2 separate regions of the Homo sapiens genome follow, and region 1 is linked to region 2. A link is a loop called in an ENCODE intact Hi-C map of the cell type or tissue named here. Cell type or tissue: testis. All regions are shown on one strand. Links, peaks and the distances in the headings refer to the core of each region. The heading gives the core; the rest is flanking DNA.

Region 1 (15,432 bases), core at 7,495-9,994, 60 kb after region 2:
GGAGACTTTCACTTTTTATGCACTTCTCTGTTGTTGGAATGAAAGTATACATATGAATGCAATAACCACTGTGATTTAAAAATATATGAAAGAAAAAAGTCAATTGTGGTCAGGCCATGGTGAGCCTTGGATGACATTCTGATATACCTTTTTCTTCATTTATAAAGCCCCACAATACACTCTCACATTGCTTGACATTGAACCTAGGCTCACAGTGGACATTTAAAGGTCCACAACAACAATTGATTACAGGGAGGTGGGCCATATGGGATGGGATGGGAGAGGCTGGCAGTCCAGACTGCAGGAGTTCCAAATGGAGTCAAGCAGACCTTTCTACTGATCCATTTACCCATAATGAGTTGGGATTGCTTGCAGATGAAATTAAAATCAATGGCAAAAGTAAAGACAAAGTTTTTGTCTGTGCTAGAAAGGATAAAGGATCAAGCAGATGGAAAATACATCTTAGTCACTGGGATCACGCCCACTCCTCTAGGAGAAGGGAAGAGCACAGTTATGACTGGGCTGTGCAGGCTCTGACCATGCATCTGCATGTCACCTCTTTTGCCTGTATGAGGCAACCTTCCCAAGGACCGACTTTTGGAGTGGAAAGAAGGAGTCATGGGTAGTGGATATGCCCTGGTCATCCCATGGAAGAGTTCAACCTTCACTTGACTGGAGATATCCATGCCATCACAGTTGCCAATAATTCACCAGCTGCTGTCATCGACCCAAGGATTCTGCATGAAAATGCACAGACAAGGCTCTGTATAATCAGCTGATTCATTTAATGAATGGTGTCACAGAATTTTCAGAAATTCTCTGATTACTTGACTAAAAAAAAACTGGGAATAAATAAGACAGATCCAAGCACACTGACAGAAGAGGAAATGAGTAAATTTGCCTGCCTCGACGCCGACCCTTCCACCATCGCATGGCAGAGAGTATTGAATAAAAATGACCGATTTCTACAAAAAAAATAGATGTTGGCATGGATACAGTGATCTACACTGCCGGTGGGAATGTAAACAAGTACAACTACTATGGAAAACACTGTGGAGATTCCTTAAAGAACTAAAAGTAGAACTACCATTTGATCTGGCAATCCCACTACTGGGTATCTACCCAGAGGAAAAGAGGTCATTTTACAAAAAAGATACTTGCACACACATGTTTATAGCAGCACAATTCACAATTGCAAAAATGTGGAACCAACCAAAAGCCCATCAATCAACAAGTGGGTAAAGAAACTAATATATATATGATGGAATACTACTCGGCCATAAAAAGGAATGAATTAATGGCATTCTCAGCAACCTGGATGAGATTGGAGACTATTATTCAAAGTGAAGTAACTCAGGAATGGAAAACCAAACATCATACGTTCTCACTGATATGTGGAAACTAAGCTATGAGGATGCAAAGGCATAAGAATGACACAATGGACTTTGGGGACTCAGGGAGAAAGGGTGGGAAGGGGATGAGGGATAAAAGACTACAAATTGGGTGCAGAGTATACTGCTCGGGTGATGGGTGCACCAAAATCTCACAGATTTGATTTCATTGCATCTTTCATCAAAACTGTCAAAGCACCAGTCACCCCCAAATCATCAGTGCCACAGGCTGCCCCGTTTTGTCACAGATCACCACTAAAGAACTTACTCATGTAACCAAACACCACTTGTTCCCCAATAACCTATGGAAATAAAAAAATTTAATTAAAAAAATACAAACAACTGATTTCTACAAAAAATAACCATCAGGCAGGCAAACACAGAGAAAGGCTCCTCTTGGCAAACGCTGTTTGATATCGTGGTGGCCAGCGAGATCATGGTGGTGCTGGCCCTTATGAACAGCCTCTCAGACATGAAGACATGGCTGGGAAGGATGGTGGTGGCCATCTGATGCAGACCCTGGAATGGACACCTGTATTCATGCACGTGGGCCCTTTTGCTAACATCACCCATGGCAATTCTTCAGTGTTGGCTGACAAAATTGCCCTGAAACTGGTTGGTGAAGAAGGATTTGTAGTGACTGAAGCTGGCTTTGGTGCTGACATTGAAATGGAGAAATTTTTCAACAAGTGTCAAGCTTCCAGCTTGGTGCCCAGTGTGGTTGTGTTGGTGGCAACGGTGCAAGCTCTGAAGATGCACAGTGGCGGGCCAAGTGTAACTGCTGGTGTTCCTCTGAAGAAAGAACATAAAGAAAAGAACATCCAGTTGGTGGCAGATGGCTGCCGTAACCTCTAGCAGCAAATTCAGATTGCTCAGCTCTTTGGGGTTCCCATTATGGTGACTCTGAAGGTCTTCAAGATCCACACCGGTGCTGAGATTGACTTGGTGTGTGAGCTCACAAAACGGGCTGGTGCCTTTGATGCAGTCCCTTGCTATCACTGGTCAGTTGGTAGAAAACGGTTGCGGACTTGGCTTGGGCTTTGAGAGAAGCTGCAAGTAAAAGAAGTTGATTCCATTTCCCGTATGATGTTCAGCTTCCAATTGTGGAAAAGATAAGAACCATGGCCCTGGCTGTCTATGGAGCCAACGATATCCAGCTCTCTCCTGAGGCACAAACCAAAATAGATTGTTAACACTCAACAGGGTTTCAGAAATTTGCCCATCTGCATGGCAAGGACCCACCTTTCTCTGTCTCACCAACCTGCCAAAAAATTGTGCCAAGGGACTTCATTGTACCTCTCAGTGATGTCAAGGCCAGCATAGGTGCTGGGTTCATTGGCCCTTTGGTTAGAACAATGAGCATCGTGCCAGGACTGCCACTTGGCCCTGCTTTCATGACATAGACCTTGATATGGAAACAGAACAAATTAAAGCCTTGTTCTAAGTGAACAAGGCTTTCATAGGAATTGATTCAGGTTCCTGAAACAGACTCCTCCTTGCCTTTTTGCTGCAGTTAGAGAAGAAACTGAATTTTAAAAATGTCCTTTATGCAATGTTGGAGAAATGGTGAAATAGGTCAAGGATTTCTTCCTCATTGAAGGTGTATCCTATTCACAACAGAGTATAGTGTTCAGCAAAAGGACCTCCACCAAGTCTGAAAAAAAATAATTTACTTAAGTTTCAATAGAGTTTACATTATTTCTACTGCTTACACTTTAGAATGTTAATTTTATGGGACTAAGGGATTAAAAGAGTGTGAACTACAAGGTAACATTTTCCACTCTTGAGTTTTCTTTTTTTTTTTCCTTTTTTTTAAATTATACTTTAAGTTTTAGGGTACATGTGCACAATGTGCAGGTTAGTTACATATGTATACATGCGCCACGTTGGTGTGCTGCACCCAGTAACTCACCATTTAACAGTAGGTATATCTCCGAACGCTATCCCACCCCCCTTCCCCCACCCCACAACAGTCCCCAGAGTGTGATGTTCCCCTTCCTGTGCCCATGTGTTCTCATTGTTCAATTCCCACCTATGAGTGAGAACATGCTGTGTTTGGTTTTTGGTCCTTGCAATCGTTTGCTGAGAATGATGGTTTCCAGCTTCATCCATGTCCCTACAAAGGACATGAACTCATCATTTTTTATGGCTGCATAGTATTCCATGGTGTACATGTGCCACATTTTCTTAATCCATTCTATTATTGTTGGACATTTGGGTTGGTTCCAAGTCTTTGCTATTGTGAATAGTGCTACAATAAACGTACGTGTGCATGTGTCTTTATAGCAGCATGATTTATAATCCTTTGGGTATATACCCAGTAATGGGATGGCTGGGTCAAATGGTATTTCTAGTTCTAGATCCCTGAGGAATCGCCACACTGACTTCCACAATGGTTGAACTAGTTTACAGTCCCACCAACAGTGTAAAAGTGTTCCTATTTCTCCACATCCTCTCCAGCACCTGTTGTTTCCTGACTTTTTAATGATCGCCATTCTAACTGGTGTGAGATGGTATCTCATTGTGGTTTTGATTTGCATTTCTCTGATGGCCAGTGATGATGAGCATTTTTTCATGTGTCTTTTGGCTGCATAAATGTCTTCTTTTGAGAAGTGTCTGTTCATATCCTTCACCTCCTTTTTGACGGGGTTGTTTTTTTCTTGTAAATTTGTTGGAGTTCATTGTAGATTCTGGATATTAGCCCTTTGTCAGATGAGTAGATTGCAAAAATTTTCTCCCATTCTGTAGGTTGCCTGCTCACTCTGATGGTAGTCTCTTTTGCTGTGCAGAAGCTCTTTAGTTTAATTAGAACCCATTTGTCAATTTTGGCTTTTGTTGCCATTGCTTTTGGTGTTTTAGACATGAAGTCCTTGCCCATGCCTATGTCCTGAATGGTATTGCCTAGGTTTTCTTCTAGGGTTTTTATGGTTTTAGGTCTAACATTTAAGTCTTTAATCCATCTTGAATTAATTTTTGTGTAAGGTGTAAGGAAGGGATTCAGTTTCAGCTTTCTACATATGGCTAGCCAGTTTTCCCAGCACCATTTATTTAAAAGGGAATCATTTCCCCATTTCTTGTTTTTGTCATGTTTGTCAAAGATCAGACAGTTGTAGATATGTGGCATTATTTCTGAGGGCTCTGCTCTGTTCCATTGGTCTATATCTCTGTTTTGGTAGTAGTACCATGCTGTTTTGGTTACTGTAGCCTTGTAGTATACTTTAAAGTCAGGTAGCGTGATGCCTCCAGCTTTGTTCTTTTGGCTTAGGATTGACTTGGCAATGCAGGCTCTTTTTTGGTTCCACATGAACTTTAAACTCTTGAGTTTTCTACTTTGTCTTTGAACAGAAAATAATCATGGACTTAGAAAACCAAACCCACACACAGAGTGGGATCAAGCCATTGCAAGCCCTGAAAGACCCTATGATCTACTTTAGTTTTTAGTTATAAAGCCTCACAAAACAAGCTCACGTTGCTTGACATTGATACCTAGGCCCATAATAAATTGTAAAAGTTCAAAACAGCAATTACTTACAGGAAGTTGAATGAGATGGGATATGATGAGAGAGGCAGATATGTATTAATAATGGGACAGAGGCCAAGAAACATCTCAGTTAGGGATCGTGGCTCAAACAGCTCTGGCTTCTGATTTGCCTGCAATCCTCATACAGGAAATCACATGCTGTCTGTATCTTCATAAACCTGGGTTGGTTGCCAGTTCTCATTCCAGCTCTTGTAGGCATCTCCTAAATGACACAACACAGAATAGTGCTCTGAAGTCACGGAATCCCAGAAAGGCTCTACCCCTTTAGCAAGGGGCAGCTCTTTATCTTTGGACTTGAAGAAGGAGGAAAGGTAAGGGTATGTACCAAGAACTCTCTTCTTTCCACAGCAAGTTATTGTTTCTGCTATAAGTTCACAAACCTGTGTTTCCACCTTGGGGTTCTGCATACAGAAGTTCATAAGTTTCCTTCAAGAAAAGGCAGGAGACATGAAGCTTCCTTCTAGAAACTGAGTGCTGGCAGCCCAGACTGCGGGAGTTTCAAATGGGGTCAGCAGAGCTTTCTCCCTCTGATCCATCTCTCCATATCACCCCCTTTATTCCAACTATTCAATCTGCTTTCATGGAGATAATGATGCTTTTTAAATTCATTTAAGGAGCAAGGGGATATGCAGGCATTCCTTCCTACAGCTGAGCTGTGGTTAAGGGGTCTTATTATTTTACTTACTTTTCAAAGTTATTCTTCTTTGCCTATCTGGAAAGGTCTAAGGAAGAAACAGATGGTCCAAAATGAAATAAATGAGGAGTGTTTCATGAGGGGACTATGTACAAAGATGGACAGGGTTAAGGGGAAAAGACAATGCCTAGGGAAGCACCCTAAATGGCAATGGTGTAGCACTACTTCCTCCCCTAAGCTTAAAGGGACAGGGAAGGAGCAGTTACCATTGAGAGCACAGCCATAGCCATAGCTGTAGCTGTAGGGTTGGGAGAGGATGAGCAGGCAGGTGGAGAAGCCCTGCATCACCAACACACAGTCACAAAGGCAGAGGCCCAGGAGGTGAAAATTCCAAATCACTCCCCTCCTGCCTTCCAGTCTCCTACCAGTGTCTCTCAGTGTCTCAGTTCAACCAGAAACCAAAAGGAAAAGAATATCACTGATGAGGTACAGAGAAGCCACCCTCTTGGGATGTCAAACAGGGTAGAGAAGATTGGGAAGCAAATCCTCAAGGCAAATGAAACTATCCCACTCACCTTTTTATATCTTCCTCCTACCTCCTGGGGTTTTCTCTCTCTAAATCTCATTGAATCATGTCTCATTTAATCTCTATCAGAGTTTTTTTTATGTTTGGAAATTCTTTCTCTATTGTCGATTTTATGGAGAAATACCTGCATTTATCAAAAATGCCTAGGAAGTGAAATGTAATTTTAAAAAGAGAAAACATATTCCTTTTTGTTAGAATGTAAGTTTGGCTGCTCTAAAAGAAACACGAAGTAGGAATATCTTAAACAAGAAAGTACAGTTGTCCCTCCATGTCAGTTGGTTCTGAATCCCTAGATTCAACAAACCACAGGTAGAATATATTCCAAAAAAAGGAGGACAGGAGTAGCTCTATAGGTACTGAACAGGTACAGACTTTTCTTTCTTGTCATTATTTCCTAAACAATACCATATAACAATTATTTACATAGCACTTACATTTTAATAGGTATTATAAGTGATCTAGAAATAATTTAAAGTATAAAGGAGAAAGTTCATAAGTTATATTCAAATACTACATCATTTTCTATAAGGAAATTGAGCATGGGCAGATTTTGGTGTGTGCAGGGGTTCTAGAACCAATCCCCTGTGGATACTCAGGAGTGACTGTATTTAAGACCTGAGCTGGAGGCTCCAAGGCATCAGACATTAGGACTCCAAAAATTGCTGCTCCCTAATGTCTAGAGAGTTGCCCTCATTCTTGTGGTCCTACTGCCTGCCAACCACCTCAGCATTCCAGCCTGATGGAGAAGGAAGAGGGGAAGGGAAGGCTGTGCTCCTTCTATTGATCCCATGAGCCAGGACTTGCTTACATCACATCTTCTTACTTCCCATTGACCAGAACCTGGTCATACAATGTCATCCAGCATCCAGGAAAACTGGAATGTGTGTCCTTGTGCTGCTTTTAAATGCTCAGAATTGTTGTTTGACTGAAAAGGAAAATGGATATGGGGCAATGGAGTAGGCTCTAAAGCTCCTGATTATCTCAGATTCTATGCTCACATCAAGATTTTTCAGGAGGTCCTCAAAAATAATGATTGATGAAGCAGAAAACAGTAGAGAAGTCTCATGCAGGGCTCCATGGACCAGGAGCTTATACTGGATCTGCTCTTCATAGTGTGATCTCAGGAAGATCCTTTGATTCTTTAAGCCTCAGCAGCTTCTTGTGTCATAGGAGGATATTACAATAGATGGTCTTTGAGGAACACAGGCTAAATGCTGGCAATACTACAGTGAACCAGAACAGGCATAGCTTAGTTTTTATGGAGCTTCAGGTTTTGTAAGGAAGACAAATATATCATATCCTAAAAATAAGCGGACAAACTCTTAATCTTAAGTGTCCTCAATGTGGTTAACAGAGGTTCTGGTTTTCCGTTAATTTCCTTTTCAGGACAACGAAGGCTGTGGCAGCTTGTATCTCTAAGAGAGCTCAGGATGGATGCATCCACTCCTGATGCTCCTTTGTACTCCCAGAGGAGGGTGTGTCTTCTTTCCACCTGGAGGCCTCCAGCCCCTGTGCATCCTTGGCATTCCAGAACAAAGGCAGCCTTTGTGATGCAGAAAGGAGCTCCTCAATTTGTTCCTAATTGGTTTTCACTCAACTCTATTTGGTTCCCTATTTGATTTGCTTCTCATTCTCTATCTGGAGTTTGTTTAGGTTAGCTTTTTTTTTTTCAGTCCAAACTTTTGACTGCCAACTTGGGTTAAATTTGAGAGTCATTCCTCTGCCTTCCCCCTCTATCATGTATAATAGACATAGAGTGGTGCTGGGTCCAAAGGGCTGGTGAAAAGGGTAGACCTTGAGGCAGCTCTGCTGGGTCCAAATCCGCACTGTGTAAGACCAGGGACAAATAACTCACTCTTTTTGTGCTCTAATTGCATTCTCTGCCATATAGGAATAATACTAACTCTTACCTCCTAGGCTCTTGAGAGCATTAAGACAATCCCTAATAAACTCTCAATCAGCTGCTGTTTTTCAGCCAGATATGAGCTAGTCCTGTTTCACCAGTTGAAATCTACATGAACATCTCTTTTTTCATTCCAAGCGCTGAACTCCTATTTCCTCTCATGGACTCCTCTCATACAAATGTTTGCATCAACAGAGAAAGTCTACCAAAGATCTCCTGTGAGACAGAATCAAGTTGTTTTGCACTGTGTACACCCAGCAGAACACTTAGGAGTCCTCCAAAGATATTGCTACATTTCAATTACCTCTTTCAGCGGCACTCAGACCTCACCCACGCTTACTCTTTCTTTTTCTATATTGCTGAGCAGTTCAGCTCAGACCACACCCTACCCCAACACTGTGTACAAAAGAGATTCTAGGGGCTCAGCAAAGCCACACTGAGTCCTCATTTCAAAGGCACATCAGTAGTCAACTTCAGGTATTTGGGCACATATCAGTAATGCCTTTTAACACAGACGGAACAAATAAAATTCTGATGAATGAAATTTTTACATCTCATTATATGTGGGTGTTCCAACACCTTTAATTGTGTTTTTATTTTTATTTTCCTTTTAATCCAAAGCTATCACTACCATTAGGCTCTTCATTCATGCATTTATTCACTGAATGAATATTTACACAAAACACAGTGTGTTCCACATGGAGCTAGGCACTGGGGATATAAAAGTGCTCCTCTCTGTAATGACGGACACACACTGAGCCATTCCTAGCTCACCAGGCCCAGTCATCATCACACTTGTCCTAGCAAGACGTCACATTTTCCTCATGTAAATAATGCCTAACCTTCATTTTCATCCATGATGACCACTTTTATCATGAAGGTGTCCACCTCTTTATCCAAACTCCTACACTCGAGAGAAAATTTCTGACCAGGACCGAGTAATGCTTGGATCCACAGCCCTGGCCAGTTGAGTGGGGATGTTTTCATCATAATGTTATTCCCATGTCAGTAGAGAAATTGTGTTGCAATAGAGAGAGCCCAGGCTTTAGAGTCACCAAGAACTGGATTTGAAACTGGAGTTCAGCACTCCTCACCTTTTGACAGGTGGCTTATTCTCTGCAAGCCTGTTTCTCTCCTCTGTAAAATGGGGACAATAATTCTCATATAATAGAATGTATGTGAAATCAGAGATCACACAGCTGCTGATCACATCTTTTTTGTGTTCCCAGGGGCACCAGACTAGGGTTTCTGTGCATGGATCCAACCATCCCAGCCTTGGGTACAGAACTGACATCAATCAATAGGACCGAGGAGACCCATCTTCAACATTGTGGCATGGAGATCATGATCCTCATGTTGCTGCTCCTCATCGTTGACCTGGTCCAGCTGGCAGGAAATGCAGTCATTTCCTCTGGCTCCTGGGATTCCGCCTGCACAGGAACACCTTCTCCCTCTACACCCTCAACCTGGCCGGGGCCGACTTCTTCCTCTGCTCCCAGATTTTAGAAATTGTGAATTTCTACCATGACTTCTTCCTTTCCATCTCCACCTATTTCACCACTGTGATGACCTTTCTCTACTTTACAGGCCTGAGCATGCTGGGCTCCATCAGCACCAAGCACTGCCTGTCCATCCTGTGGCCCATCTAGTACCGCTGCCACCACCCCACACACCTGTCAGCAGTCGTGTGTCCTGCTCTGGGCCCTGTCCCTGCTGCAGAGCATCCTGGAATGGATGTTCTGTGGCTTCCTGTCTAGTGGTGCTGATTCTGTTTGGTGTGAAACATCAGATTTCATCACAGTCACATGGCTGATTTTTTTATGTGTGGTTCTCTGCGGGTCCAGCCCGGTCCTGCTGGTCAGGATCCTTTGTGGATCCCGGAAGATGCCCTTGACCAGGCTGTACATGACCATCCTGCTCAGAGTGCTGGTCTTCCTCCTCTGTGACCTGCCCTTTGGCATTCAGTGATTCCTATTTTTCTGGATCCACGTGGATTTGTCACGTTCGTCTAGTTTCCATTTTCCTGTCCACTCTTAACAGCAGTGCCAACCCCATTATTTACTTCTTCATGGGCTCCTTTAGGCAGCTTCAAAACAGGAAGACTCTCTAGCTGGTTCTCCAGAGGGCTCTGCAGGACACGCCTGAGGTGGAAGAAGGCAGATGGCGGCTTTCTGAGGAAACCCTGGAGCTGTCATGAAGCAGATTGGGGCCATGAGGAAGAGCCTCTGCCCTGTCAGTCAGACGGCACTTTGAGAGAAACACTGCCCTGCCACCTTGACAATTATATGTGTTTTTCTCATCTTTCTGCCTCAGAAATGCCTGTGATTCCCTCAATATCTTCAAATAGTTTTATTTTTAATCTCACATTTCTAGTTTTACTCAGAGAAATCATTAATTTGAAAGTACACTGTTTAGATCCTTCTTCCTATTACCAACAAATTTCCCCTGTTATCTTCCATTAAATTTTTCTTACTGAAAACTTTCACGTTCAACTTTTATGGGAATGGAAAGAATTCCTGTCTAAAACTGGAAAACCTTTTTTTTATAACTATTTCCTACCGGACAGTATCCAAGGGAAAATTCCTTATCTTTCTCTCGGACTATGTTCACCTAAAAACCATGTTCCCTTCTATGATTAGGGGTATTGCTGCAGGGAGGAAGCTCATTCTGGATAAGTGAGTTCTGCTGCCTCTGAATTTCATTGAATTCTCAGATACAGGGGAAAATAATGTCCTTAGAGACAGATTCTCTGTATTCATAAAAACAGTCTAGGAAATTGGTTTTATGGAAAGTCCTGTGCTGTCATTTGTCCATGGCACAGTGACATGTTGGCCTTGGTTTCAAGTTAAGATAACCACAGCTCCTTCCCCTTCAGAACTAGTAAGTGCTTATTTAGCTTTCCTGGACAAAGGGACGAGTGTAGAGTCTACAAATATGCCCCATGAGTTCTAATTTGGCCATTTGCAACCTCAGTATTGGTTTCAATGTAGAAATTATCTTAAAACCATTTATTATTTGCTGACAGATTCCTTCAATTATACAGGAATTCTGGATACTTCCCATTTTTGTACAAGTTGTTCTGGCTGTAACTTTCAGTTAGTTTCATGGCCAGTCACTATCAGAAGCAAGATTGAAGGTATTTGACATTTCCATGATAATGTCAATTACAGTATCTAGATAATAGCTTAGCATTGCAACATAATTCTGATACATGCTGCAATACAGATGAACCTTGAGAACATTGTGCCAGACACAAAAGAACAATATTGTAAGTTCAAATTTTTCCAGTATCTAATCTAGGAAAATTGATGAACACAAAAAATAGATTAGGAGGAACCTGATGGTGATGGATGGGGAGAATATGAAATCATTATTTAATGAGCACAAAAATTTTTGTTTGGTAACAGTTACATCTCATTGGCAATGTACTTAATGCTACTGAGTTATACACTAAAAAATCGTTAACGTAGTAAAATGTATGTTACATAAATTTTACCACAATTAAAACCATTTCATTATGAAAACTTAGGATCAGTACAAACTCAGGACTCTTCTCTGCCATTGGTTATTCTTTCCACAGGTAACTCAAGCAGACAGAAGAGACCACCAAGAGAAGACGGGACATCACAGTGGGCTCTGTGCTGCTCACAGGCAGTGAGGATGCCCCTCAGATTGACCCTCACAGAAGGGAGCTGACAAATGCAATTTGAGTACTCAGGAGACAGTATAAAGTAGCTATGAAAGTGGTAAAGAAGTCTATTGTTTTCCATTTTTCCAAAAAAAAAAATGCATCAATGGCTCTTATAACACTGTTCAGCATATAGAACTCAGGCCTTCTGAATCCAGATTGATTGCTCTTCCAGGCCGAGCTCTTTGCTGATTCTGTATCCTATATGTGCACGCTTGATTTATAAACACCATAGTAGGACTTGGCTGTATGTGAGGGTTCTTGCAGGTCAGAGGAAGCAGGAAGACAGTGCTTGCAGCCAATGCTCCAGGCATGGGGTTTAGATGTGATGTCATCAGTTCAGAATGGGGGTTACTAGGAGAGTCCACCCTGAGAGTTTGTGGTATCATCAATTGCACAGCTTCAGCTAACAATTTTGTCCATAATGAGGAGCCCTGGAGCGAAATTTCACCTGAAAATTGAACCAAAGACTGTTGGCTCTCTCTGGGCAACTGGTTATTTTGATTTCAGTAATATTCCTTTTCCTATTCACTGTAAGAATACTTTAAGTTCATATAAGATATCATATTATCTTCTAACCTATATGCCAAATTTACAAACTTCTTTCAGGCATACCCCATGTTCTCATTCTTGGTGACTTCAGTATCCATGGAGGTAGTTCATACAATGAACTGACCTTTTGGTTGTTTTTTAACTTTTCATTCTCAATGAATTGTAGACTAACAAGAAGTTACAAAAAAATGGAGAGTTCCTGTATACCCATCAACCAACCTACAGCAGTAATGACATGTTACATAAATGTATTATCAAAACAATGAAATTAATATTGGTACAATACAGTTATCTACAATACAAATCTTATCAGATTTCACCAGTATTTACATGCACTCATTTTTTTAGGAGTGAGATACACCTTTGCGTATAATTCTATAACATTTTGATCCCTCTCTCCACCTCCACAGGAGGAAGGGTCCTCTGTACACTTGGAGGCCTCCTGCACCTGTGAGTTCTCTGGATTCCAGAGCAATGGCTGCCTTTCAGGCAGAAGAGGGCCCTTAGATTCTGCTATCTATTCCTAATTGGCTTCGACCCAGTTCTCTCTTGTTCCTTATTTAATTGGCTTCTTTTCTCTGTTCCTGGAATTTGCTCATGCTTTTTTTTCATGCACAATTTTGACTGTCGTCTCGGATTTAACTGGGAATTACTTTGCTACCCACTCCAATTCATGTGTAAGTGATACACAGTGGTGCTGGGTCCAAAGCACTCGTCAAAAACATGGACCCTGAGGCAGTCTTGCTGGGTTCAAATCCATACTATGTAAGACTAGGAACAAATAACTCATCTGTTTTGTACTCCAATTCCATTCTCTCCAAAATGAGAACAACACTGATTCTTACCTCACAGGCCTCTGAAAGGATTAAAAAACAGTACCCAGTAAAATCTCAATCTGCTGCTGTTATTCACCCGGATGGGAGTTATATCCTCTCTCTAGTGGAAAGCTGTAGGAGTACCTCTCTCTGCATTCCAAGCCCTGCACTTTTTCAACTTCCCCTTATAGACTCCTCTCACAGAAAAGCTTTCATCAGCAAAGAAAACTCTGCTCAAGATCTCCTGGGAGAAGGAATGGAGTAGGTTTATATTATACACACCACAGCACATCACTTAGTAGTCCTTCATAGATTCTCCCATAACTCAAATACCTCTTTTCAGTGGCACTCAGATCTCACCCTCATCCTCTTCCTCCTCTATTTTGCTGTGCTGCCATATTAAAGGTTCCCTGGTAAAATTCTTCATCTCCTTCCATTCCAATTCCATTTTCATTTCCACTGTAAGGATCTTTTCCTGCATCACAGGCCAATATGCCCAGTGCCATTAGCACCAAGTGTTGCCTGTCCATCCTGTGGCCTACCATCTGGTATTACTGCAGCCATGCAGGATCCCTGTCAATGATCATGTGTGCTCTTCTCTGGGCCCTATCCCTGCTGCTGAAATTCCTGGAGGGTTACTACTGTGCTGTATGTGTGCCACATTTTCTTTATCCAATTAACTATGGATAGGCACATTGATTTCATGTCTTTGCTATTGTGAATAGAATTGCAATGAACATACAAGTGCAGGTGTCCTTTTAGTAGAACGATTTATTTTCTTTTGGATATATACCCAGTAGTGAGATTACTGAATCAAATAGTAGTTCTAAGTTATTTGGGAAATCTCCGAACTGCTTTCCACAGTGGTTGAACTAATTTACATATCCTCCAACGACTTATAAGCATTCTCTTTTCTCTGCAGCCTCACCAGCATCTGTTGTTTTTTGCTGGAGGGCAGCAGCATGATCTCGGCTCACTGCAATCTCCGCCTCCCAAGTTCAAGCGATTCTCTACCTCAGCTTCCTGAGTAGCTAGGATTACAGGCACCCGCCACCATGCCCGGCTAATTTTTGTATTTTTAGTAGAGACGGGGTTTCATCATCTTGGCCAGGCTGGTCTTGAACTCCTGATCTCATAATCCACCCACCTCGACCTCCCAAAGTGTTGGGATTACAGGCGTGAGCTACCGCACCCTGCCAGTTTTTTGACTTTTTAATAACAGCCATTCTGACTGGTGTGAGATGGTATCTCATTGTGGGTTTGATTTATAATTCCGATGATTAGTGATGTGGAGCATTGTTTTATACTTTTGTTGGCTGCTTGTACGTCTTCTTATGAGAAGTGTCTGTTCATGTCTTTTGCCCATTTTTTCACACAGCTATTTGGTTTTTGCTTGTTGAATTGCTTAAGTTCCTTATAGATTCTGGATATTAAACCTTTGTCAGATGTGCAGTTTGTGAATATTTTCTCCCATTCTGTAGGTTGGCTGTTTAATCTGTTGCTAGTTTCTTTTGCTGTGCAGAAGCTCTTTAGTTTAATTAGGTTCCACTTGTCCATTTTTGTTTTTGTTGCAATTGCTTTTGACAACTTACTAATCAATTATTTCCCAAGGCTGATGTCCAGAATTATGTGTTTCTTAGGTTTTCTTCTATGATTATTACAGTCTGAGGTTTTACATTTAAATATTTAATCCATCTTGAGTTAATTTCTGTATGTGGTAACAGGTAAGGATCCAGTTTCATTCCTCTGCGTATGGCTAGCCAGCTATCTCAGCACCATTTATTGAATAAGGAGTCCTTTTTCCATTGCTTATTTCTGACAATACTGTGGAAGATCTGAGGGTGATAGGTGTGCAGCTTTGTTTCTGCATTCTATATTCTGTTCCATTGGTCTGTGTGTCTGTTTTTATACCAGTTCCATGCTGTTTTGGTTACTCTAGGCTTATAGTATAGTTTTTAGTCAGGTAATGTAATGCATGCAGCTTTGTTCTTTTTGCTTAGGATTTCTTTGGCCATTTGGACTCTTTTTTGATTCTTTATGAATTTTAGAATAGCTTTTTATAAATTCTTTTTATTTTCTGTGAAAAATAATGTTGGTAGTTTGATAAGAATAGTGTTAAACTTGTAGATTATTTTGGCAGTATTGTCATTTTAACACTATTGATTCTTCCAATCCGTGAGAATGAAAGTACTTTCCACTTGTTTGTGTCACCTATGATTTCTTTTAGCAGTGTTTTGTAGATCTCCTCATAGATAGCTCTCATATCTTTGATTAGATGTATTCCTAGGTTTAATTTAATTTTTCATGGCTATTGTAAAGGGG
Region 2 (15,432 bases), core at 5,418-7,917:
CTCACACCTGGGAGTCACAGGGTTGTCCAGCATCTTGCAAAGGCTAGCTCAGTCACCAAGTCTCACTGGAACTCCTATAAGCACCTCCCACTTAACAGAGTGTCCTCTGCAGTTGGTCATTCTGAGAACAGCTGTTGCCTTTTATCGCAGGTCTGCTCACTGCCTCTGGGAAGAAGAATGGAGGGGATGTGGGAGTCTGCTCATGAGCTGCCTTCTTTCCAAGGTCAATGATATCATTTCCTCTCAGGTACATGTCAAGGAAGAGCATGCAGGACATTCAGGAGTGTTCTCCAGAAAGTAAGAAATGATATGAAAATCTCTCACGGCACCTTTTGGGAGCTGCCATTCATGACTATTTTTTAGGCATGAATTCAACAAACATTCAAACCTAATTCATCAGGCACTGTGATAATTCTACATAAAAGCAAACGCCTTTCAAATAAGCCTCTCACTAATATATTCTATGTCTATAACCAAACCTTTCACCTTCATGAAGAAAATATATTGATTGATTCCGAGCAAATGCTGAGCCTTCATGGCAATTCACTGATGGTCTAGTAGTACACCTGGGCTCAAGGACACTGAGTCATCAGCCTCAGAAGAACCAATTGGATCTGTTTCTCGTCCTGCTTTTGCCAATTAGGCTTGTCAATATAATTTCCTAATTTATCAAAATACAGCACAAGTTAATGAAACAAGAGTATGAAAGAAGAATTGCAGTTTCCATAAAGCTAATGTGAATGCTTAAATGGAAAATAAAAGCAGGTTCCAAAATTGTTAGTTTAGTAGCTGTGAGTCTTCCAACTCTACAAGATTAAACAAAAATGAAAAATATTGAACAACATTTTTAGACAGAATGCTATGCATCTGATGCTAAATTCTACTCTTAAACTAATCCAAACTGCAAATCACAGAGAATGATTGATAGCTATGCTTTCAGCAAGACAGAGTAGAATTCTATTTGCTGAAACCTACACAAAGAAATGTTCTTTAGTCTATTTCTATTATACTGAACAAATTACAGGTAAAAATGAAATATTCATGTTACAAATGTATCATTTTTTATAAATACTGATTAACAGACATTTCCAATTAACCTATCCACTTCCATTCCTGAATATATTATGACTGGGCTTTTCATAGCAATATCTCCACTTATTCCACTATTTATTGTTTAAATACATACTGAGCATCTTCTACTCTCTGGCTTGCATGCCAGACACTTGGGAGTCAAAGTAAACATACCCACATTCCCAGAGCGCACAGCCTGTGAAGGACACTAGTGCAGGAAAGACTGCCTCCCAATGTGACACATGCTATCCCAGCATTGTGTTTGTGGCTCAAGGGTGCTCAGAAGAGAGGGTATCTATAAATCCCAAGTTATCTTGCTGCCATCCTGAAGATGAATGTCACACCCAAGCACCCAGCTGAAGCAGGACAACACGATTTTAATAAATTAGAGAATATTCACCAGGTGACTGCTCATGCAAGACAACAATCTCTGCAACAGTTTTGTAATTAATGACATCACAAAACGAATAGGCTGAATCTTACAACAGCCCTCGGTCTATAATCTAACATCATACCAATGTACAATTCCTGAAAAGATTTTCAAGAGGCCTTGCAGTTGCTTAGGCAACAGGCATTGCAGAACTACCTACTACCATTACCTGTGTTCCAGCAGAAGAAGCCCTTGCCTCCAGGCAAACCCAATTCAGCATCTGGAAATCCCAGGATATGTAGGGAAGTAGGATGTACAAGTGCTAGAATGGGAAGAACACTCCCCTAGTTTAAGGGATTTGGGATTCTCAAGCTGACTGCATGGCCAACATGGATCACATGCTCATTCCAGGCAAGCCAAGCAGATAGTGAGGTTATGGGATTGCCCCTGTCTGAAACTGTGCCATTTGTGCATTTGTGCTCAGGTATCTCTTTTCAGAATATGTGGGTAAAGTGTGACTTTACCATAACCATGGACTGAAGATAAATAGTGTTGTGATCCAGACCACCTGAGAAATTTACGTCTCTACACAGTGACTATAATCACAGTAAGCATATGTTCTTCTCACCCATGTGGAAGCGACCTAGAATCCAAAGAGACTGCTCTGATGCTTGTTCTGTATGACGGTGTGGTATCAGCTGGGCACCATTTTTGTCAATGTACCAATGCTCACTATAGATACAGATGGCATTTGTTTGCTGTTATCTAGCAGTTACAGTAGAGTATAAAAAAAGAAATCTCAATGCTCATGCCCATCATATTGGTCCAATTGTTCTGAAACCTTGCAGGATGCAAACACAAGGAAGGAGGGCAGAGACAGAGCAGACCTCATTCCTGAGCGTGTATGTAGAAGTGAGTGGATCATGGAAGACTTCGTGTAATAGGTAGAATTTTAACCGATGACTACAATTAACCCAGCATTACTATTGTAATTATACCCTAGTAAATTTTGCCAGTCACCTAAATTTTTGTATTGGGCAAGGAGAGATAAATAGAATCTGGACAGATGGAAATTGGACGAGAGATAATTTACAGTGGCACCGTTAATAAAAGCATAGAGTTTTTTGGGGAATGGTGAATAATTCATACATGTGTTTTATTCCTTGTGTCACCCCATGTATTTGGTCATGGTGGCAAGATCCATCTTAAATAGAATCACAAGACTGGAGTACTCGGAATAATGAGCATTAACTTTTGTGGCCTTGAAGTGATAGGGGTTGGTGTTCGTTTTGTGATATTCACAGGGGTGAGCTCTATATTAATGTAAAGTCCAGAGAGGGCCAGGCAGGGCAGCCCAACAGGACAAATCACAAAGGCAATGCCCTGCTCTCCTTACCCTCCTCACGGTGATATGTCTAGCCCTCCAGGGTCAGAAGGCATCGATTAAAAAAAAACAAGAAAAAGTCTGGGGTTTAAGGGAGAAGAGAAAAGCAATGGAATGCAGCCCCTTCTCTGGAAATCCAACATTGTAACTGTCACATAAAAATTCAGACCCAAACTCTGCATAGCTTTGATATGGATGCCCAAAAATTTCTATTAAAATTATGTGTCACCTAGCACCTCTTTGTAACGTAATATCTGTAGTGACTTGACATTGAGTTTAATACTCCTGTTTTAACATCCTGGTACACATGTGAGAGAATAATACATATTAACCGCAGACATTCTGAAGAAAATTGTTATTCCCACTCCAGGTGTGCAGGCACACTTGCCTTCTTATCAAAGACATGTACAATTATTGCTGAGAGTAGAGATGCATGATTCAGACTTAAGTTGTGTCTGTAAAAGTGTATGTATTCATTTTAAGAGTTATTGGAAACAAATATGATAAAAATTTAATATGTGCTTAATTTTGTGGAAGGTGTCTGTTAGTGCTTACTATGTTATCTTCTAGCCTATGTGCCTGGTTTACAAACTTCCTTCCAGCAAACCCCATGTCTTCATTCTTGGTGACTTCAATATCCATGGAGGTAAGTCCATAGAACGAACAGGTCTTTGTTTTTTAAGTTTTCGTTGTAAATTAATTGTAGACTATGAAGAAGTTATGAAAACAGTACAAAGAGTTCCTGTATGCCCATCACCCAATCTACAGCAATATTTACATGTTAAATAAATGTATTATCAAAACCAGGAAATTGACATTGATACCATCTAATTATCTACACTACAAAACTTATCAAATTTCACCAAATATCTATGGTACCATCTTACCAAATTTTACCACTGTTTGCATGCACTCATTTTTGGAGTGAGATATTCCTCTATGTTTCATTCCATAACATTTTGTCACAGGTGTAGATTCATAACCACAATCGCATTACATACAGAAGTGTTTCTTCACCACAAAGATTTCCCTTGGGCTCCTCCTACTGTCATACCCACAGTATGTTTCTTCCCAAATTCCTCTAGTGATTGATCTATTCTTCATCTCTATAATTTCATCATTTCAAAAGTGTTATATAAATGGAATCATATAGTATCTAATCTTTTGACTTTGGCTTTTTTCATTCAGCATAATGTCCTCAGGATCCACCCAACTTTTTGCAGGTATCCATAGCTTATTGCTGACTTTTTTTTATACTACTGAGTAGTGTTCCATTGTATGGATGTACTATGCTTTGTTTCACTATTCACAAGTGGAAAGACATTGCTGTTTTTTCTAACGTGGCATTTATAAATAAAGCAGCTATACACGTATGTGTACAGACTTTTTTATTTTACTTTAAGTTCTGGGATACATGTGTATAATCTGCAGGTTTCTAACATAGGTATACATCTGCCATGGTGGTTTGCTGCAACTATCAACCCATCATCTAGGTTTTTAGCCCCACGTGCATTAGGTATTTGTCATAATGCTCTCCCTCCCCTTCCTGCCCACCTCCTGACAGGCCCCTGTGTGTAATGTTCCCCTCCCTGTGTTCAACGGTTCTCATTTTTCTACTCCCAATTATGATTGAGAACATATGTTGTTTGGTTTTCTATTCTTGTGTTAGTTTGCTGAGAATTATGGCCTCCAGCTTCATCCATGTCCCTGCTAAGGACACGAACTCATTCTTTTTTATGACTGCATAGTATTCCATAGTGTATATGTACTACATTTTCTTCATCCAGTCTATCATTGATGGGCATTTGGGTTGGTTCCAACCTAACCCACTATTGTAAATAGTGCTGCAATAAACATACGTATGCAAGTGTCTTTATATTAGAATGATTTATAATCCTTTGGATGTATACCCAGTAATCGGATTGCTGGGTCAAATGGTATCTCTGGTTCTACATCCTTGAGAAATCTCCTCACTGTCTTCCACAATGGTTGAACTAATTTACACACCTACCAACAGTGTGAAAGCGTTCCTATTTCTCCACAGCCTCAGCAGTATCTCTTGTTTCCTAATTTAAATTACCATTCTGACTGACACGAGATGGTGTCCCACTGTGGTTTTGATTTGCATTTCTCTAATGACCAGTGATGATGAGCTTGTTTTCATACATTTGTTGGCTGCATAAATGTCTTCTTTTGAGAAGTGTCTGTTCATATCCTTCGCCCACTTTTTGATGGGGTTGATTGTTTTCCTCTTTTAAGTGCTTCTAACTTCCTTGTAAATTCTGGATATTAGACCTTTGTCAAATGATGAGATTGCAAAAATTTTCTACCATTCTTTAGGTTGCCTGTTCACTCCGATGATAGTTTCTTTTGCTGTGCAGAAGCTCTTTAGTTTAATTAGATCCCATTTGTCAATTTTGGCTTTTGTTGCAATTGCTCTTGGCATTTTCATCATGAAGTCATTGCCCATGCCTATGTCCTGAATGGTATTGCCTAGATTTTCTTCTAGGGTTTTTATGGTTTTGGCCTTTACATTTAAGTGTTTAATCCATCTTCAGTTAATTTTTGTATATGGTGTAAGGAAGGGGTCCAGTTTCTGTTTTCTGCATATAGCTAGCCAGTTATCCCAGCACCACTTATTAAATAGGGAATCCTTTCACCATTGCTTATTTTTGTCAGGTTTGTCGAAGATCAGATGGTTGTAGATGTGTGGTGTTATTTCTGAGGTCTCTGTTCTGTTCCACTGGTCTATATATATCTGTTTTGGTAACAGTACCATCCTGTTTTGGTTACTGTAGCCTTGTGATATAGTTTGAAGTCAGGTAGCATGATGCCTCCAGCTTTGTTCCTTTTGCTTAGGATTGTCTTGGCTATACGGGCTCTTTTTTGGTTTTAAAATTTAAAGTAGTTTTTTCTAATTCTGTGTAGAAAGTCAAGGGTAGCTTGATGGGAATAGCACTGAAACTATAAATTACTTTGGGTAGTATGGCCATTTTCACGATACTGATTCTTCATACCCATGAGAATGGAATTTTTTTCCATTTGTTTGTGTCCTCTCTTACTTCCTTGAGCAGTGGTTTGTGGTTCTCCTTGAAGAGGTCTTTCACAACCCTTGTACATTGTATTCCTAGGCCTTTTATTCTCTTTGTAGCAATTGTGAGTGGGAGTTTACTCATGACTTGGCTCTCTGCTTGTCTATTATTGGTGTATAGAAATGCTTGTGATTTTTACAAATTGATTTTGTATCCTGAGACTGCTGAAGTTGCTTACCAGCTTAAGGAGTTTGGGGCTGAGACGATGGGGTTTTCTAAATATAGAATCATGTCATCTGCAAACAGAGACAATTTGACTTCCTCTCTTCCTATTTGAATACCCTTCATTTGTTTTTCTTGCCTGATTTCCCTGGCCAGAACTTCCAATGCTATGTTGAATATGAGCGGTGAGACAGGGTATTTTTGTCTTGTTTCCGGTTTTTAAAGGAAGTGCTTCCAGTTTTTGCCCATTCAGTATCATATTGGCTATGTGTTTGTCATAAATACTTCTTATTAATTTGAGTATATTCCATCAATACCTAGTTGATTGAGAGTTTTTAACATGAAGGGATGTTGAATTTTATCAAAGGCCTTTTCTGCATCTATCGAGATAATCACGTGGTGTTTGTTATCGGTTCTGTTTATGTGATGGAGTACACTTGTTGATTTGTGTATGTTGAACCAGTCTTGCATCACAGGGATGAAGCCGACTTGGTCATGATGGATAAGTTTTTTGACGTGCTGCTGGATTCGGTTTGCCATTACTTTATTGAGGATTTTTGCACTGATGTTCCTCAAGGATATTGGCCTGCAATTTTTTTTGTTGTTGTTGTGTCTCTGCCAGGTTTTGGTATCAGGATGAGGCTGGCCTTATAAAATGAATTAGGGAGGAGTCCCTCATTTTCTATTGTTTGGAATAGTTTCAGAAGGAAGAGTACCAGCTCCTTTTGTACCTCTGGTAGAATTTGTCTGTCAATCTATCGGGTCTTGGGCTTTTGTTCATTGGTATGCTATTAATTACTGCCTCAATTTCCAAACTTGTTATTGGTCTATTCAGGCATTCAACTTCTTCCTGGTTTAGTCTTGGGAGGGTGTATGTGTCCAAGAATTTTTCCATTTCTTCTAGATTTTCTAGTTTATTTGCTTTGAGGTGTTTATAGTATTCTGTGATGGTAGTTTGTATTTCTGTGGGATCAGTGGTGATATCCCCTCTATCATTTTATTGTGTCTATTTGATTCTTCTCTCTTTTTTTCTTTACTAGTCTAGCTAGTGGTCTATCTATCTTGTTAATGTTTTCAAAAAAACAGTATGGCTATGGCTAGCTCCTAGATTCACTGATTTTTTGGAAGGGTTTTTGGTGTCTCTATCTCCTTCAGTTCTGCTCTGATCTTAGTTATTTCTTGTCTTCCATTAGCTTTTGAATTTGCTTGCTTTTGCTTCTGTAGTTTTTTTAATTGTGATGTTAGGGTGTTGATTTCAAGCCTTTTCAGCGTTCTGATGTGGACATTTGGTGCTATTAATTTCCCTCTTAACAGTGCTTTAGCTGTGTCCCAGAGATTCTGGTACATTGTCTCTTTGTTCTTATCAGTTTCAAAGAACTTCTTTATTAGCTGTGTCCCAGATACTGGTATGTTGTCTCTTTGTTCTCATTAGTTTCAAAGAACTTCTTTATTTGTGCCTTCATTTTTTTATTTACCCAGTAGTCATTCAGGAGTAGCTTGTTCAACTTCCATGTAGTTGTGTGGTTTTGAGTGAGTTTCTTAATCCTGAGTTCTCATTTGAATGCACTGTGGTCAGAGAGATTGTTTCTTATAATTTCCAATATTTTGCATTTGCTGAGAAGTGTTTTACTTCCAATTATGTGGTCAATTTTAGAAGAAGTGCTACGTGGCACTGAGAAGAATGTGTATTCTCTAATTTGGAGTGGAGAGTTCTTTTGATGTCTATTAGGTTCACTTGGTCCAGAGCTCAGTTCAAGTCCTGAATATCCTTGTTAATTTTCTGTCTTGTTGATCTATCTGACAGTGGGGTGTAAAAGTCTCCTGCTATTATTATGCTGGAGTCTAAGTCTATTTGTAGGTCTGTAACAACTTGTTTTATGAATATGTGTGCTCCTGTATTGGGTGCAAATATATTTAGGATAGTTAGCTCTTCTTGTTGCATTGATCCCTTTACCACTATGTAATGCCCTCCTTTGCTTTTTTTTCTGTGTTGGTTTATAGCCTGTTTTATTAGAGAGTAGGATTGCAACCACTGGTTTTTTTTGTTTTGTTTTTGTTTTGTTTTTTCTTTGCTTTCCATTTGCTTGGTAAATATTGCTCCATCCCTTTATTTTGAGCCCAAGTGCCTTTGCACGTGAGGTGGGTCTCCTGAATACAGCACACCTACGGGTCTGGACCCTTTACCTAATTTGCCCATCCTTGTCTTTTAATTGGGGGCATTTAGCCCATTTACATTTAAGGTTAATATTGTTATGTGTGAATTTGATCCTGTCCTTATGATGCTAGCTGGTTATTTTGCACATTAGTTGACTCAGTTTCTTCATAGTGTCATTGGTCTTTATATTTTGGTGTGTTTTTGTAGAGGCTGGTACTGGTTTTTTGTTTCCATATTTAGTGCTTCCTTTAGGAGCTCTTGTAAGGCAGGCCTGGGGGTGACAAAATCCCTCAGCATTTGCCTGTCAGGAAAGGATTTTATTTCTCCTTTGTTTGTTGAGCTTAGTTTGGCTGGATATGAAACTCTGGGTTGAAAATACTTTTTTTTTTTTGACTGTTGAATATTGGCCCCCATTCTCTTCTGACTTGTAGGGTTTCTATAGAGAGATCTACTGTTATTCTGATGAGCTTCTCTTTTTAGATAGCCTAACGTTTCTCTCTGGCTGCTCTTAATATTTTTTACTTCAACTTAACTTTGAAGAATCTGACAATTCTGTGTCTTAGGGTTGCTCTTCTTGAGGGGTATCTTAGTGGTGTTCTCTCTATTTCCTAAATTTGAATGTTGGCCTGTCCTGCTAGGATGGTGAAGTTCTCCTGGATAATATCCTGAAGTGTATTTTCGAACTTGGTTCCATTCTCCCCATCACTTTCAGTTGCACCAATCAATTGTAGGTTTGGTCTTTTCACATAGTCCCATATTTCTTGGAAGTTTTGTTCATTCCTTTTCATTCTTTTTTCTCTAATCTAGTCTTCATGCCTTATTTCAGTAAGTTGATCTCCAACCTCTGATATTCTTTCTTCTGCTTGATTGATTCAGCTATTGATACTTGTGTATACTTCACAAAGTCCTTGTGCTGTGTTTTTCAGCTCCATCAGGTCACTTATGTTCCTCTCTGTACTGGTTATTCTAGTTAGCAGTTCCTGTAACCTTTTATCAAGGTTCTTAGCTTTCTTGCATTGGGTTAGAATATGCTCCTTTAGCTCAGAGGAGTTTGTTATTACCCATCTTTTGAAGCCTACTTCTGTCAATTCATCAGTCTCATTCTCCATGCAGTTTTGTGTCTTTGCTGGAGAGGAGCTTCTAACATTTGGAGGAGAAAAGGCATTCTGGTTTTTGGAATTTTCAATATTTTTGCACTGCTTATTCTTCATATTTCTGGATTTATCTACATTTGATCTTTTAGGCCGATAACCTTTGGGTGGGGTTTTTGTGTGGGGGTCTTTTTAGTTGATGTTGATGTTATTGCTTTCTGTTTGCTAGTTGGTCTTCTAACAGTCAGGCCTCTCTTCTGCAGGTCGGCTGCAGTTTGCTGGAGGTCCAATCCAGACCCTGTTCACCTGGGTATCACCAGTGGAGGCTGCAGAACAGCAAAAGATGGCTGCCTGATCCTTTCTCTGGAAGCTTCATTCCAGAGGGGCACTGGCCTGATGCCAACTAGAGCTCTCCTGTATGAGGTGTCTGTCCACCCCTGTTAGGAGGTCTCTCCCAGTTGGGAGGCACGGGGGTCAGGGACCCACTTGAGGAGGCAATCTGTCCCTTAGCAGAGCTGGTGCACTGTGCTGGGAGAACCCCCCTTGTCAGGATCAGCTGCTATCTTCAGAGGCAGCAGGCAGGAAAGATTAAATCTGCTGCGGTTGCGCCCACAGCCTCCCCTTCCCCCACGTGCTCCATCCCAGGGAGATAGGAATTTTATCTGTAAACCCCTGACTGCGCCTGCTGTCTGTCCTTCAGAGATGTCCTGCCCAGTGAGGAGGAATCTAGAGAAGTAGTCTGGCCATAGCTGCTTAGCCGCGCTGTGGTGAATTCCGCCCAGTCCAAACCTCCCAGCCTTCTTAGCACTGTCAGGGGAAAACCGCCTACTAAAGCCTCAGGAATGGCGGATACCCCTCTCTCCACAAAGCTCAATCGCCCCAGGTCGACTTCAGACTGCTGCGCCGGCAGTGAGAATTTCAAGCCAGTGGTTCTTTGCTTGCTGGGCTCTGTGGGAGTGGGACCCATTGAGGCAGGGGACCACTTGTCTCCCTGGCTTCAGCCCCCTTTCCAGGGGAGTGAACGGATCTGTCTCACTGGAGTTCCAGGCACCACTGGGGTATGAAAAAAACTCCTGCATCTAGGTCGGTCTCTGCCCAAACAGCTGCCCAATATTGTGCTTGAAACCCAGAGCCCTGGTGGTGTAGGCACACGAGGGAATCTCCTGATCTGCGGATCGCAAAAACCATTTCAAAAGCGTAGTACTGGGCTGGTAGCAGGGTTCCTCACAGCTTCCCTTGATTGGGGGACAGGTGTCCCCTGGCTCCTTGTACTTCGCAGATGAAGCGATGCCCCACCCTGCTTCTCCTTGCTCTCCGTGGGTTGTACACACTGCCTAACCAGTCTCAATGAGATGAACTGGGTACCTGAGTTGGAAATGCAGAAATCACCAGTCTTCTGCGTTGGTCCCGCTGGGAGCTGCAGACCAGAACTGTTTTTATTTGGCCATCTTGGCCCCCCTCCTGTACAGATTTTTAAGTGAACACAGTTTCCCAGTTTCTAGGATACATTTTCCAGGTTCTAGGATACGCTGGATTGCTGGATTATATGAAAATGCAAGAAGATTTCCCAGAGTAGCTCTACTATTTTACTTTCTCATTGGCAGTGTATGAGACCTCCAATTCCTTCAAATCTCAGCCAATATTTGAAACTATCAGTATTTTATATTTTAGCCATATTGAGAGGGTAGAGTGGTATCTCGTGACTTTTATTTGTTGTCCTAAACATTAGTGATGTTGAGCATCTTTTTATGTGTTTATTTGTCATGCATATATGTCCTTGCTGAAGTATCAGTTCGTCTTTTACCCTGCTTGAATCCAGCTCTCCACTAACTCCATGCCTGTTCCCATAGAACTGAGGGTGGCTGCAGCACAACACACAACCATGCCCAGCGGTTTCACTGTACATTTATAACCTTGAACCTGAAAGGTCCATTTATATCTCCTGAACACTCACGTGACATTTCCATAATTGCCTCTCACTCTCCAAAGGAAAATCTTCACGACATTTTCTCTCTCCTGAAACCGCCTACTCTTCATTTTTTTTTAAATCACTGTCAGGTGATGCTCCTCTGAGAATTACTCAATCTCCCCAGAGGGAACCTACCTCCCCATGTGCCTCTGAGCGCATCTCTCTGCATTTTCTCTCATGCCAGGAAATGGGCTCTGCAAATTCCTGTTTGAAACCACCCTTTCAATTTGTGCAGTTTCCCCTTTTCCCTCCCGAGAAACATTTTATAGCATTATTACTTCTCTCTCCTGCATCTTCAATGTTTCCTTCTCTCATGGATCCTTCCATTGCAATTGAAACACACTATCCTATTCTTGGCCTAAAATACCAACCAAGCCCCCATTCCTCTCCATCCACAGCCTGATTTCTCTACAATCCTTTAGAAAAATATACATGTATATATATCTTCCAAAGAGTTTTCTGTACTCATTATCTTCATATTCTCACCCTTCCTCATATCTTCTCATGTGTCTATCTCTGTCTCTTAGCTAGATCATTATATTTATTTTTTTGCTTGATAATTTATTTGTGACATAGTAATAAAGTCAGAACTTTCAAAAATAATCTTTAAATACATGCACTGCAAACTGTCATTCCCATTTTAGATCCTCAGGCATCCTTGCCTTGTTAACAAAGACATATCATATTATACTTATTAATAATTTTGCATTAATTTGCAAATATTTAGTGATAAAGCAACTATATAGCTTCGTCATACAATATATACATTGGTCTGCATTCTTTTTTAAAAATCTAACAAATTCTGGAGGGCCTTTTATATTAGGTTTGTTGCTCTTTCTGTGTAGCTATAGAGTATTCTACTGCACAGATAGACCATAATTTATACAGTATTGATGGCCATTTTGGCTGTTACCAGTCTTTTACTGTAAATAACACTGCATTTATTAACTTAGTACATAGATCTTTTGGCCATGCACAAATACATCTCCAAGATAAATTCCTAGATGAGTAATTACAGAGAAAAAAGAATGATACTTTATACATGCTTACATAAGTTGAAAATTGCCTTCACTGTAAGTTCTAAGCAACTGCATCCTCAGCAGAAATGGGTGAGGGTGCCTGATCCCACGCCATCCCCATGTTGTATGCTATAAAACTTAATGGTTTTTTAGATTTTGGTAAGTAAAATATAACTCTGTAATTTTAATTGGCATGTCTTTTATTAAGAGTTGCATTTCTCCTCTTTCCATATGTTTAGGAGCCATTTTTATTTTCTAGAAGTTGTGAATCGTAACTTAAGGTTATTTTCTTATTAGCTTTTTGAATTTTGAATTATTAATATCATTTTAGAAAAATTTGTATCAGTAGAGAAAATTTATACTTTGGCTATAATATACATTACGAAATATCTCCCAGTTTATTTATTTTATTTATTAATTAATTTTTTGAGACGGAGTCTCCGTCACCCAGGCTGGAGTGCAGAGGTGCATTCTTGGCTCACTGCAACTTTTCTCTACTGGGTTCAATAGATTCTCTTACTCATCCTATCCAGTAGTTGGGATTACAGGCCTGTGCCACCACACCCAACTACTTTTTGTATTTTCAGTAGAGACTAGCTGATCTCATACTCGTGACCTCAGGTAATCTGCCTGCCTCAGCCTCCCAAAGTGCTGGGATTACAGGAGTGAGCCATCATGGCTAGCCACAGTTTATTTATATTTTGATTATGATGGTTCATGTCACGCTAAAAATAGCTTTTTCTTTTTTTTTTCTTTTTCTTTTCTTTCCCTTTTTTTTTTTTTTTTTTTTTTTTTTTCTTTTTGGCAAGGTCTGGCTCTATCACCCAGGCTGGAATGCAGTGCTGTGATGTTGGTTCACTGTAACCTCCGCAGCCTGGGCTCAAGCCGTCTTCCCACCACAATGTCCCGAGTAACTGGGACTACAGACATGCACCACCACACCTGGCTAATTTTTGTATTTTTTGTAGAGACAGGTTTTCACCATGTTGCCCAGGATGGTCTCAAACTCGTGAGCTCAAGTTATCCACTCACCTTGGCCTCCCAAAGTGCTGGAATTATATTAGTGGACCATCACAGCTGGTGTTCTTTTTGTCTTTATTAATATATATGAGTGGGCAATCACAGCTGGCATTCTTTTTGTCTTTACTAATATTTTCTTTAATATCTTCTGTTTTCTATTCTATAATTGAAAGTCATTTCCCACTTCGATTTGAAAACTATTTTGCTATGGCTCCTCCAGGTAATTGTATTTTCATTATAAAATTTTAAGTAGTGTATTTGGATTTATCCTCAAATCATATGTAAAGTATGCTTCCACCTTTACTTATTTCACACAGAAACTCAGTTGTCCCAATCCCATTCATTCAATAGTGCCTGTTTTACACACTACTTTGATATACAAACTTTATCATATATAGGAATATGTTGAAGATATTGGAAGTCTGCTTAAAACACTACAATAAAGCAAATATTACAATAAAGTGAATCACATGAATTTTTGGTGTACCAGTACATGTAAAAGTTATGCTTACACTATACTGTAGTCTATTGAGTTGCAGTGGCCTTATGTCTAAAGCAATATACATGTATTACTTAAGAAATATTTTTACTAGGAAATGGTAACCATCATCAGAACCTTTATCAAGCCAAACATTTTCCTGCTGGAAGGTCTTGCCTGATATTGATGGCTGTTGAGGTGGCTGCTGAAGGCAAGACAGGCTGTCCTTACACCTTATACAAAAATTAATTCAAGATGGATTAAAGACTTAAATGTTAGACCTAAAACCATAAAAACCCTAGAAGAAAACCTAGGCAATACCATTCAGGACATAGGTATGGGCAAGGACTTCATTCATGTCTAAAACACCAAAGCAATGGCAACAAAAGTCAAAATTGACAAATGGGATCTAATTAAACTAAAAGAGCTTCTGCACAGCAACTACCATCAGAGTGAACAGGCAACCTACAGAATGGGAGAAAATTTTCACAACCTACTCATCTGACAAAGGGCTAATATCCAGAATCTACAATGAACTCAAACAAATTTACAAGAAAAAAACAAACAACCCCATCAAAAAGTGGGCGAAGGACATGAACAGACACTTCTCAAAAGAAGACATTTATGCAGCCAAAAAACACATGAAAAAATGCTCACCATCACTGGCCATCAGAGAAATGAAAATCAAAACCACAATGAGATACCATCTCACACCAGTTTGAATGGCGATCATTAAAAAGTCAGGAAACAACAGGTGCTGGAGAGGATGTGGAGAAATAGGAACACTTTTACACTGTTGGTGGGACTGTAAACTAGTTCAACCATTGTGGAAGTCAGTGTGGCAATTCCTCAGCGATCTAGAACTAGAAATACCATTTGACCCAGCCATCCCATTACTGGGTATATACCCAAAGGACTATAAATCATGCTGCTATAAAGACACATGCGCACGTATGTTTATTGCGGCACTATTCACAATAGCAAAGATTTGGAACGAACCCAAATGTCCAACAATGATAGAATGGATTAAGAAAATGTGGCACATATACACCATGGAATACTATGCAGCCATAAAAAATGTTGAGTTCATGTCCTTTTTAGGGACATGGATGAAATTGGAAATCATCATTCTCAGTAAACTATCGCAAGGACAAAAAACCAAACACCGCATGTTCTCACTCATAGGTGGGAATTGAACAATGAGAACACATGGACACAGGAAGGGGAACATCACACTCTGGGGACTGTTGTGGGGTGGGGGGAGAGGGGAGGGATAGCATTAGGAGATATACCTAATGTTAAATGACAAGTTAATGGGTGCAGCACACCAGCATGGCACATGTATACATATGTAACTAACCTGCACATAGTGCACATGTACCCTAAAACTTAAAGTATAATAATAATAAAATAAAATAAAATAAACAAGAAAAAAAACAAGACAACAGTAAAGTTTGCCACGTTGATTGACTCATCCTTTTATGAAAGATTTTAATGTAGCATGGAATGCTATTTGATAGCATTTTATACACAGTAGAACTTCTTTTAAAATGAAAGTCAATTCTCTCAAACCTTGCCACTGTTTTTATCAAGGAAGTTGAACAAGATGGAGTGTGATGGG

What was found. Peaks named below come from ENCODE experiments on the same cell type or tissue, not always from the same donor. Only the 100,000 strongest peaks of a DNase experiment are listed, where the experiment ranks them.
Region 1: it touches region 2 in a loop (5-fold over the local background); 1 of 110 quality-filtered maps calls a loop at or near these places.

Annotation. Positions count from the first base shown.
Region 1 is chr11:18,858,387-18,873,818 of GRCh38, reverse strand. It overlaps the pseudogene MRGPRX7P and the pseudogene LOC645397. Among named protein-coding and RNA genes, the nearest start is that of MRGPRX1, 73 kb to the left of the region's middle. RefSeq lists an enhancer at 7,423-7,973. In testis, for the core only: no CTCF peak of the experiment used is centred there; no DNase peak of the experiment used is centred there.
Region 2 is chr11:18,916,151-18,931,582 of GRCh38, reverse strand. No RefSeq gene overlaps it. Among named protein-coding and RNA genes, the nearest start is that of MRGPRX1, 16 kb to the left of the region's middle. RefSeq lists an enhancer at 9,572-10,071. In testis, for the core only: no CTCF peak of the experiment used is centred there; no DNase peak of the experiment used is centred there; H3K27ac peaks cover 446 bases.